Linked DNA regions of Homo sapiens: region 2 is linked to region 1. Evidence: chromatin contacts called from ENCODE Hi-C or POLR2A ChIA-PET data. All regions are on one chromosome and are shown on one strand. The core of a region is the stretch at or near the end of the contact, and the rest is flanking DNA. Distances in the headings are between cores, read along the strand shown.

Evidence for each region. A loop is a pair of places that touch in the nucleus more often than their neighbours do. ChIA-PET counts read pairs that join two places held with the same protein, here RNA polymerase II (POLR2A). Pooled maps may share reads with other maps.
Region 2: a loop to region 1 is called in a map with no recorded cell type, with 3 times the contacts of the local background. The contact joins the promoter of MKLN1-AS here to the promoter of MESTIT1 in region 1. A Hi-C loop is called at or near these places in 1 of 37 single-sample maps with no recorded cell type and 1 of 50 pooled maps. POLR2A ChIA-PET finds 5 or more read pairs at or near these places in 1 of 52 experiments (GM12878).

What each region holds. Positions count from the first base shown.
Region 1 is chr7:130,488,063-130,493,263 of GRCh38, forward strand. MESTIT1 (MEST intronic transcript 1, antisense RNA) reads right to left here and starts at 2,915. Exons shown (of 2, transcript NR_004382.2): 1 at 2,780-2,915; 2 at 1-1,905. It overlaps MEST (mesoderm specific transcript), which reads left to right and starts at 4,023. Exons shown (of 12, transcript NM_002402.4): 1 at 4,023-4,277. The coding sequence starts at 4,252. RefSeq lists a silencer at 2,851-3,060.
Region 2 is chr7:131,324,517-131,329,717 of GRCh38, forward strand. MKLN1-AS (MKLN1 antisense RNA) reads right to left here and starts at 3,263. Exons shown (of 6, transcript NR_125364.1): 1 at 3,099-3,263; 2 at 2,290-2,419. MKLN1 (muskelin 1) reads left to right here and starts at 3,360. Exons shown (of 18, transcript NM_013255.5): 1 at 3,360-3,481. The coding sequence starts at 3,384. RefSeq lists enhancers at 3,125-3,701, 3,396-3,695, 3,702-4,278 and a silencer at 3,186-3,345.

The sequences.
Region 1 (5,201 bases), core at 1,665-4,164:
CATAACTAGGGAAGACTGAGCTGTGAATTTGTCCCCTCAGTAGAGGATCACCCTGGCCAAGTTCCAGTTCATCTTGGAGCCTTATTTTACATCAGATGGGAAAAGACCTTGCAGGTCATTCATTGTCTTACATGCAGAGCTCGCATACCTGCCACAGGGTTACCCAGCCCCCAGTGGACAGAGAATTTGTCCCATACCAAAATGGCTGAGCCACCCAATCCCTCTAGACAGCCCCTATGTTGGAAAATTCTTTATGTTGAATCGACATCTGTTTCTCTACAATTTGCACTCATTGGAGCCATACAGAATAAAATGTCTAATGCTGCTTCCACAAATATTTGAGGACTGCTAACACATTTCCTTCTTCTACTTACTCCACAAGGCTTCTTTTCTTCAAACCAAACATGCCCATCTATTTCAAACAGGGAGGCAGTGTGGAGTAGTGGAAAGAAGGCCAACTTTGGAGCCAGGCACATCTGCGTTCAGTTCCCAGCCCCTTCACATCCTAACACTTAGCGTTCCGAGCTGCCGTATCTCTCTCTGAAATCTGTGAGTGAAAATACTCATCTAGCCAGGCTACTGTGAGGATCAGGGATATGTTGGGTGAAGATCCATGCTCATGGTAGGAGCTTAAAATACGAGAACTGTTACACCTTCAGTTTGCAATTCATTTAGTTGACCTTCTCTGAACACATTCCTATTTGTCTCTGTTTCAATATGTATCTGCTCTGTAGAACAGAATAAAATGCTTTCTGTGAGTTCTAACCAGCATAATAGAGTAGGATTAGCTTATTTTTGGTACTTCCCCTCAGTCTGCAGTCACAGTAGCCTTTTTAAGGGTCCTGTCTTACTGATTCAGTAAGTTTCTCAACCAAAACCCCTTCGTTAACATGTGCTCCTGTTCAACCAAGTTTCTCCCATTATGAAGTGTTTTAGTTGATTTGAATCTACAATGATGGCTCTTGAAAGTGGCAGTCCCGGTTGTGTCTTGTTGTCTCCATAAATATCCTGCACTTGTCATATTATGGGTCTCAAACTGGGGTTAGAAAAATATGGTTCTTGAATCTGTGGTACCATCTCTGCTGATCCCATACCACTGTTGTGAATCAGCGAGATAATAAATGCAGAGCTTTCTACATGAATTTTTGCACAGATCTGAGGTCTTATCATGAGGCGGAACTGTGTTAGACTTGGAATGTGACAAGAATGTGTGATAAGCCACTGGCTGAGGGAGTACTACTGCATGAGATATCCTGCACAGTCCAGGATAGCATCTGTCCAGAGGAACTGAAAGGGTGCAACTTCGAGCAAGCCAGAGCCGACTTTGAATTTATGTGTGGCTGTGTGTTTTCTCAGGGCTCCAAGTGTTTTATACCTTGGGTCAAATTCTCCCCCTGCGGAGGAAGCTCCTTTCTGGAAGTAAATCAGGCACATTTAGAAGATTCGTTAACTCTTTGGCTCCTGGGGGATTATGGCCAGCATTTTCTCTCTTAGACTTCCCACAGCGAATTCCTGGTTGGGCCAAGCTGATATCTTTGAGCTGACTTCTGTACTCAGGGTTCTTCCAAACAGGAATATGCTTTCTCTGCCTAAGATCTGGGTTCCATGCCCATCTCAACCTCAATCCCTCCTTCAAGGAAGTTTTTCCTAACTCCTCGGCCAGACATCAATAATGTCTGAAGGGAGGATTTCTCCCGAGTGCCAGACTTGGAATTCCTGTTGTCTTCAGGAGCTCTCCCTGGCGCTCCCTCCTTCCCCCAGGGCCTTTAAACTGTTTCTCCTCCAGTCTGCCCACTTGATCCATGTGGGTAGACATGTTCCATGGCCTTCAGAATAAGATCTTTTGTGGGGTACTCAGTCCATAAACAGAAAATTGCCTTCATCTTGGATGCTGGTGTTTCTGGCCTGGTGAGAATGAAAGTGTGGAATTTGTTTGTAGGACTCAAAGTTTCCATTAACAATAAATATGAAAAATATATAATGCAAAGGCTTTTGTTATTGTTATTATTAAAATAGGAAAGCCTTTACCTTTTTGGAAGAACCGATTTAGATTTTGCAGAGTAATTCAGTCTTTAAAAGGTAGTGGTAGTTAAAATAGGTAATCTTTGACTTGTAAAGAGACTAATTTAAATTTTGTTAAGTAACCAATTAAGGCCATAAAGAGTTTAAATCCATCTGTGGCTTCTCATTTTCTCTAGAACAAATTCCTAATTCCCTACGATGAAATTCTCTTGCTATCCTAATTTTTTGCCGGCTCAAAGGACTAACCGTTTTCCCCAAACACGCGGCCCTGAGCCTCCGGTGCTTTGCGAAAGCCGTCCCCTCCGGCTGGAATGTTCTTTGTCTCTCTGGTAAATGTCTATTCATCATTCAAGACCACCCTTCGCCCCTCCCCTTAATTACTTCCTCCCCTGTGCGCCCTCAAATTCTTGTACTCATTCAAGCAGTATTTATTAGGGGCCAGCTTTGTGGCCGGCACCGTGGCGGGCTCTGGGGCTACAAAAGGTGAATAATACTTGGGCTCTGCCTCTGAGGGCCTTACACGTTAGGGAGGAGTGGGTCAACTGCCACAAACGTCGCTAGGAAATTAAAAGGAAAATTTTACAAAGTGGCAGTTCTTGTCTGTCTTCCCCTCCAGATGGCCCGTGTGTTGTTTTCGGGCCGGGGCTATTTCTCATTTATTTCGCACCCCCGGTTCTTAGTGCCCTGTAGGTGCTAAATCAGCATTTGTTTCATGAGTGCTTTTTCTGGGGGCAACCAGACCCCTGCAGAAGTGTACCTGTGTTGTGCCAGAGGTTCTGATGATAGGCTTATAGGCGGTAGTTTCCTCAGTGTCCGTGGGTCGCCCCCGGTCCCGGGTTGGATGCCCCGCGGTCCAGCACCGAACCTTTCGGGGTGCAGAGTTGCAGAGCCGCGGAGGGCCCGGGCCGTGCGCAGCCGAAGGGAGGCCTGCAGCGCCCCCTCTGGATGCAGCGGGCACCGGCCGGCCGCCCCGCTCACCCGCTCGCACCCCACGTTTGTTCACCAGTATTTCAGTTTACGGTCAGAAAATGAACACAGACACTTCGTGATACTCTACACTTTTCAAAGGCGTAAGGGATGCCTTTTAAAGGATTATGGATTAGAAAAATTCCTCCCTCTTTCTTGTGCCTCTGGGCCCTTGCATTGTGATTCTATCTTACGTAAATAAAGGGGGCTTTGCTCTCCTAATTGTGCCCACTGTTCTGTGCAGCGCGGACCGGCGCATGCAGCGAGCGGGGCTGCGAGGGCGCTGCTGTGGCCAGGCGTCTGGCATGCTGACCACGTCGCGCTGCTGTAAAGGAAACCTGCCCCGCGCAGCGGCGGTGGCTGGAGCGGGAGAAACCGGACTTTGTGCAACTTTGGCCATAGTGGCCATCCCATGAATCTGTTTACTAGCTTGGTGGTGGGTCCAACAGAGCTTGTTGCTCCCTAGCCGCTTGCTCGTGCCCTTGGTGGTTACCGGTAGTTAAGCTTAGGGCGCATAGGGCCCTCGTGGCTCGCCACCTCTCACGGTTCAGTACCCACGCTTCGAACGAGGGATGGGAGCAGGCGCCACGGCCGGCACCCCAGAGCCCTGCTGCCCCTTAGTTCGAGCGGCCATCCTCCTGTGGGGCTTGTGGGCAGCCTGTGGGGTTTGTGGGCGGCCTGTGGGGTTTGTGGGTGGTCTAAGGAAAGAGTTGGGGCACTCAGGGGTCTGCTGTTTTTGCCCGTGGCCTTAACTCATCAGGGGAGGGTTTCTGCAGCAGAATCTCGGGCTCAGGGTTGGCGGTTAACGAGGGAGCAGCGGGGTCTTGGGGAGGGGGCTCGACACCCCTGAAGGTGCCCCCTAAAGGAGCCACTGTTAGAGGGGCACCCCATCTTTGTGGCCATGGCGGTGGTAGAGCGGCTGGGAGGGGCTCTGCGGCGAGCAAGGGAGCAGGCGGTAGGGGTTCTGCGGCGATGGGCGGGCTAGGGGCGGGGCGCGGGTGGGCTCTAAAAGTCGGTGCCCACTCGCTCCGCGCTGCCGCGGCAACCAGCACACCCCGGCACCTCCTCTGCGGCAGCTGCGCCTCGCAAGCGCAGTGCCGCAGCGCACGCCGGAGTGGCTGTAGCTGCCCGGCGCGGCGCCGCCCTGCGCGGGCTGTGGGCTGCGGGCTGCGCCCCCGCTGCTGGCCAGCTCTGCACGGCTGCGGGCTCTGCGGCGCCCGGTGCTCTGCAACGCTGCGGCGGGCGGCATGGGATAACGCGGCCATGGTGCGCCGAGATCGCCTCCGCAGGTGAGTGTGCGGTGGGAACGAGGGGGTGTGGCTGGCGGCCCTGGGACTAGGGCGCAGGCGAGCGGAGGACTGTGTGCCCGTGTCCGAGCTGGGGCTGCCTCTGGGCGAAAACTCTACCGACAGGCGGCACGCATTCCGCGCCCGCTCTGCCTACTTGAGGAGGGGGTGTCACTCCTGCCCGCAATGGAATGTTCAGAACGCGGGACCTCCTTGGGTTAGGATTTCTAGACCCCGGGATCGTCGTGGTGAGATTTAGGATTTCTGGACCCCAGCGTCATCTTGATATGACTTAGGATCCATAATGACCCTGGTCTCACCCTGATGCGAATTGGGATTTTTAGATCCTGGCATCACCCTGGTGCGATTTAGGATTTTTATACTCAGTCATTGCTGCAGCATGATTTAGGATTTCTAACCCCCAGCATCGCCCTGGTTTGATTTAGGATATTTAGACTCCGGCTTCCCTCTGGTGCGATTCAGGATTCTTAGACTCCGCCGTTGCCGTGGCGCGATTTAGGATTTATAGATCCCGGCAAAGCCCTGGTGCGATGTAGGATTTTTAGAACCCCAGCATCGCTCTGGTGCGACTTAAAGGATAGGCCCCAGCATCGCCCTGGTGCGATGTAGGATTTTTAGAACCCCGGTGTCTCCGTGGCGCACCTTAGGATTTCAAGAACGGGATAATCGCAGTGCCGAGATCGCCGCGGTGCAGCTTAGGATTTCAAGACCCAGGTATCACGGTGGCGGGAGTCACCGCAGTGACTAGAACTCGCAGTGCCCGTCAGCCGCCTTAAGTATTTTTCAGATTTCAGTAACAAGCGCGAGTGAGAACGGCGATGTGACCAAACTGTCATGTTGCGCAGGGATTGTTCACCTTGGTTTCGCGGGTTTTCAAAGTGGTTCGTCTCGCGGCGACGCCATCAG
Region 2 (5,201 bases), core at 2,013-4,512, 840 kb after region 1:
TTGCCTTGAATATACACTCTGAGTAGCAGCAGTTACAAGTGGATTTTTAAAGGGAAAGATGAGGCAGTGCCTGAGTTATTTACCAAGAATTTACATTAAAATAAATCAAGCTACTGATTGGCTATACATTATGAAACTATAGGATGAGGGTTATAATGTCTGGTGCAGCATTAATTAGTAGGTTAATGTTTAGCTTCTGTGGCAATAGTAAGCAGTTTCAAGAGACAAATACACAGTTCAAAAGTGGGGGAGAAGGACAGGATTGCTGTTTCACTTTAATGCCTCTCTGGGCCTCATAATTTAAAAGGATTTGCATTCCTCAGATAAAGTTCTTTTCTTAACATTTAAACAAATTTTCGTCTTGGTATCATAATATAGCTGTCTGTATGTTAACATAGGAATGCTTTAAATTATTTTACCATTTATAAAATTTGTGATGCAGGAAAGCCATGCTATCCTGGGTCTTTACCTTCTGAGTAGCAATTATACCTCAGGGATACACGTTTGTAGTCTGAGAAGTGCTGGCATTTTTTTTTTCCTTTGCAACTCAGAAGTCTCTAATTAAAGTTCTCTTTTAGCATTATTCATTCACTCTTTGATAAATATTTACTGAACATCTTTATTTGCTAGACACATCAACAGGACTGAGGATACAACTGTGAACAAGATATGTATGACTCTTATCTTCATGGGAGCTATCATTTAGAGAGAAAGAAAGGGGAAAAAAGAGAAAATTAAAATATATTGTGATGTGTGCTAAGATAAAGAGGGAAACTTAGAGTGCTAAGAGAAATGTAAAAAATGTTACCTATCCTGTGTTAGCTTGCATAGGAAAAAAAAAATGAAGAAAACTGTCACCTAATCCCAGAGCAGGTGTTGAAGAAAGATTTTCGGCCAGACGCAGTGGCTCATACCTGTAATCCCAGCACTTTGGGAGGCCAGGCCGAGGCAGGAGGATCGCTTGAGCCCAGGAGTTCAAGACCAGCCTGGGCAACAGAGTGAAACCCTGTGTCTACAAAAAAATTTAAAAAGTAGCTTGGTGTGGTGATGTCTGCCTGTGGTCCCACCTACATGGGAGGCTGAGGCAGCATGATCCTTTAAACCCAGGAGGTCAAGGCTGCAGTGAGTCATGTTCATGTGACTGCACTCCATCCTGGGTGACAGAGTCAGAGTGAGATTCTGTCTCAAAAAAAAAAAACCAAAAAAATTTCCAGGACCAAACAGTCTACAGGATGAGCTGGAGTTAGCCAGGTAAAGAATGGGAAAGAATATTCCATGCCTGGCTTAGAGCAAGCTCCGGAGGCTAGAGAGAACAAGGACTCTATGGGAACAAATTCAGTGTGCTAGTTAGTGGGCAGATGTCAAAAGCGCAAAGGAGAAAAGTGGGGGGGGGGTGGTGGTGAGGAAGCTGGAGAGAAAAATCAAGGCAGGTTATGAAGGGCCTCTGTTAAACAGTTTAGAAGGGTATTGAAAGTCACCAAAAGGATTTAAGCTTAAGAAGAACTAATTAACATGTGTTTTTAAAAAAGATTGCTCAGGAACTATGTCTGGAAAAGAACAAGGACTTGACTTACATTAAGGTAAGAAGTGGAATTATAAAATCTGGGGCCCAAAGGAATTGGAGTGAGTTAATTCCTCCCCTTTAAAGTGTCTATTTTCTTCAAAGATAACCACTATATCATCTCTGGGGCTAACATTCTCTGGCCCTTTCCCACTGTCTCTGGCAGCTCCCGACCCAAGTCACTACAGTTACAGCATTCCCTTAAGGAACACATGCTTTTCCAACCTGCTGCAACACAGAAAGCACATGTAATTTTTTATTTTATTGTATTTTATTTGTTTTTCTGAGACAGAATTTCACTCTGTTGCCCAGGCTGGAGTGCAGTGGTGTGATCTTGGCTCACTGCAACCTCTGCCTCCTGGGTTCAAGTGATTCTTGTGCCTCGGCCTCCCAAGTAGCTGAGATTATAGGTGTATGTCACCACACGCAGCTAACTTTTGTATTTTTAGTAGAGACGGGGTTTCACCATGTTGGCCACGCTGGTTTCGAACTCCTGACCTCAGGTGATCCACCCACCTCAGCCTCCCAACGTGCTGGGATTACAGGTGTGAGCCACCGTGCCGGGCCTGGCCTTTCTATCTGGCTTTTTTGATTTGATATCCTAGTAGAGCCCACTATTAAAATTTCCATCTATAGAAACAGGAAGTCAGGAAAGGACTGGAGGGAATTTCGGCAGGTTAATGATTACAACGGGAAGAGAATACAATTATTGAGGTGTTTTGACTCACTTGGTCATTTCCTGAGAAACTCTTTGCTTGAATTTTTCCACTCTTCAGGTGAAGATGATGACACTGTCCAGGCTTTCAGGAGTCCAACCTCTTAGACAATAAGCGACATACTCTTTGGTAACTGCAGTGGCTAAGCCAAGGAATAAATATGCATAACTACAACAAACAGGTACTTGATGAGAACGTTATCTAGAGCTGCCAGATAATTTAGACCAAGTGCACCTTTTGTTGTAAGAAGCTGGTATGATGTCCACATAGTTTTCAGGGCTGCTGTTCCCTCTAAGAAGAAGGAATAGTCTTTTTCCTGAACTACTCTCTCTCTGAACTTTTAGGCTACAATTATGTCAGTTCAAAGTGGGCAGATTTGCCAACTGAAAAAATGATGACACGCAGCTTCCCAACTCTGTAAGGACTTTTCAGGTCTGTGGGTGAACGTCATTCCCGAGCAAACCAATGCCACAAGATTAGTAGGATGCGGCTCACAAGAAATGTTTACAATGAAGGGCATCACAGACTGCAAACCAAACAGGGTAGGAGGACACGGGACCATTTCCTTTTCCTGTCTCCATCTGACTCTGGAAGGCGGGGACAAGACATTTAAAACCAGGACCACTCCAGGAGGACAGCACATTAGCTACTGCCCTCCAGCTCCCTTCAGTGTTGTTTCCGTAAAGGACTTATAAACTGGCGAGGGCGGTGGCTTCCAAAAGCGCACAGGCGTCCCTTTTCCAACTTGGTCTTCTTATTTTCCCTTCCTGCTCCATAACTACAACGTGTTTCTGTTCGTAATCATCTCGGCTTTTCCTTACCTCTGCTTGTAAGAAAAGTCCTTTGCGCCATTCCCCTCCAAGCCCCAGGGAAGGGCCTGGAAAGCGCTTACACCTCAGACCCAGTGTCGGTCAGCCGTCAAGGAGCGAGCGACGTGGGAAACCCTGAGATAGGACATTGGCCCGGCGCTGGGCTCGGGTAACGATGCGGGGCGGGGAGCGCGGGCGGCCGGGGAGGGCGGCGGCCCCTTTAAGAGCAGGCCACGCCCCCTCCCCTCCTCCCGTTCGCTGCCAGCGGTCGGTGGCGGCCGCTACGGTGCTGACAAGATGGCGGCTGGCGGAGCTGTCGCTGCGGCGCCCGAGTGCCGGCTTCTCCCCTACGCGCTACACAAGTGGAGCTCCTTTTCCTCCACCTACCTTCCCGAGTAAGTGCCGGGCCTTGAGCTCGTGCTGCCCCACCCTTCCGCGTCAGCACGGTTGGGCCAGGGGTGCAATGGAGGGCAGCCGAGCCGAGAGGCCCAGGCGGGGCCTGCTGAGGGGGACGTGCGGCCTCCGGAGTCTTAGTTCAGCTGCTGAGAGCGTTGCTCGGCCTCGCTCGGGAAGGGGTTAGGGTCCGGAGAGCGAGCCCAGGGAGAAGGGGCGAGGTGTGTGGCGGATCCGGGGCGCGCACAGGAGAACCGGAAGCCCAGCGGTTCTGCGCTTGGGATTTGGGGGTTGAGGTTGAGGAGGGCTTGGGGGGCGGACGGCTCTGGGGCAGGAATCGGAGTTGGCGGGGCCCTGCCCGCGGGCAAACTACCCCGAATGTCTGAGGTCGTCCGAGGTGGTCGGCGTCGGGGGACAGTTCAGTCGATTGCTGCCGGGACAAAGTGTAAAGCCGAGGAGTGTCTATTCCAGAGTGGGGTCATTAAAAGTGATTAGCTCTAGAGTAGTGTTAAAAGTCACGGAAGGCTGAAAAGTTGTGGAATCCATCTGAATCCTAGCAGGCGGGGAGAACTTGTAGGATTGGCAGACGTTGTCTTTAATGCCTGGAAGTTCTGAAAAAGATAGGGAGTGGGAAGGAGGGACGTTACCGAAGAATTTCAGTATTACGGCTCATTAGAAGATGGGTTTGTATGGACACAGACACGTTTCCCAGTCCGGAAACTCAAACATAGAAACATCTGGCTTTAATGAATTTGATTTTCAACACCGGCTTTGTCTTGATCCCTGATTTAGGTGTTAAAAAAATTCAGTTGCATTGTTAGGTTTTTGTTGGTGGTGTTTTTTTCTCTAGCAAATTCCTTCTGAAATGCTGAAAATACTCTTACATAGTATCTTATTTATCTTTGGCTTATCTTTGAAAGGAGGAGCAGATCTAACTCCAATTTTACATGCTAGTGGAGGAACTGGCTTAGTAAAGGGTTAAGATCTGTGCAGATCCTGAAGAAAAGTGCTAGTTGTCCCTCTAACCATCTCACAGGACCGAAACGATTTTATGAACGAAACAAATTAATGAATAATATATTTTACTGAGTATTTTACTAAACAAAAAAGTGACTAGATCTGTGAAGCATACTCAAGTAAGTTTTCCATCTGTATTTGAGAAATTCTTCACATTTATCCAAATTTGATTTCACTGGTTATATCAATGAAGAATCTCAAAATGGAGCTGCAACTGGAAGAATCTGTCATGACTGCCAGCCTCCCATTTTATTCACCAGGTCAAGGGTTGGCATTCAGTAGGATCTGGCCCAATGAAGGGTGCCAAGTGACCTGTGGTTTGATCTGGCCTGCGTAGCCTATTCATGGCCATATCCCTGATTGATGCTGAAACCCAACTTTGAATTTGAGAGTGAGCCAGATAAACAGTCCAGCCATGTAGTTGGAGTTGAAATGTGGCCCTATGTACTTGACCTCTGATATTCTGGGCTATCTTGTTCTTGGATCTGAAGTTATTCAGCTTTTTTCTATACCCAGGCTAGGATTATGGACAGTTGGGAATTGGTGTGGCATTGTTTGATCTAACTGTAGAGACATTTTTCTGGTCTTGAATTAGCGTATTTCCAGGACGTCACTCCTTAAATTTTTGATGTAGGCCTGAGGCTTGGATAACACAAGTACCATCCGCGTTATCTGTTGTATAGACATTTTAAGAAAGTACATTTC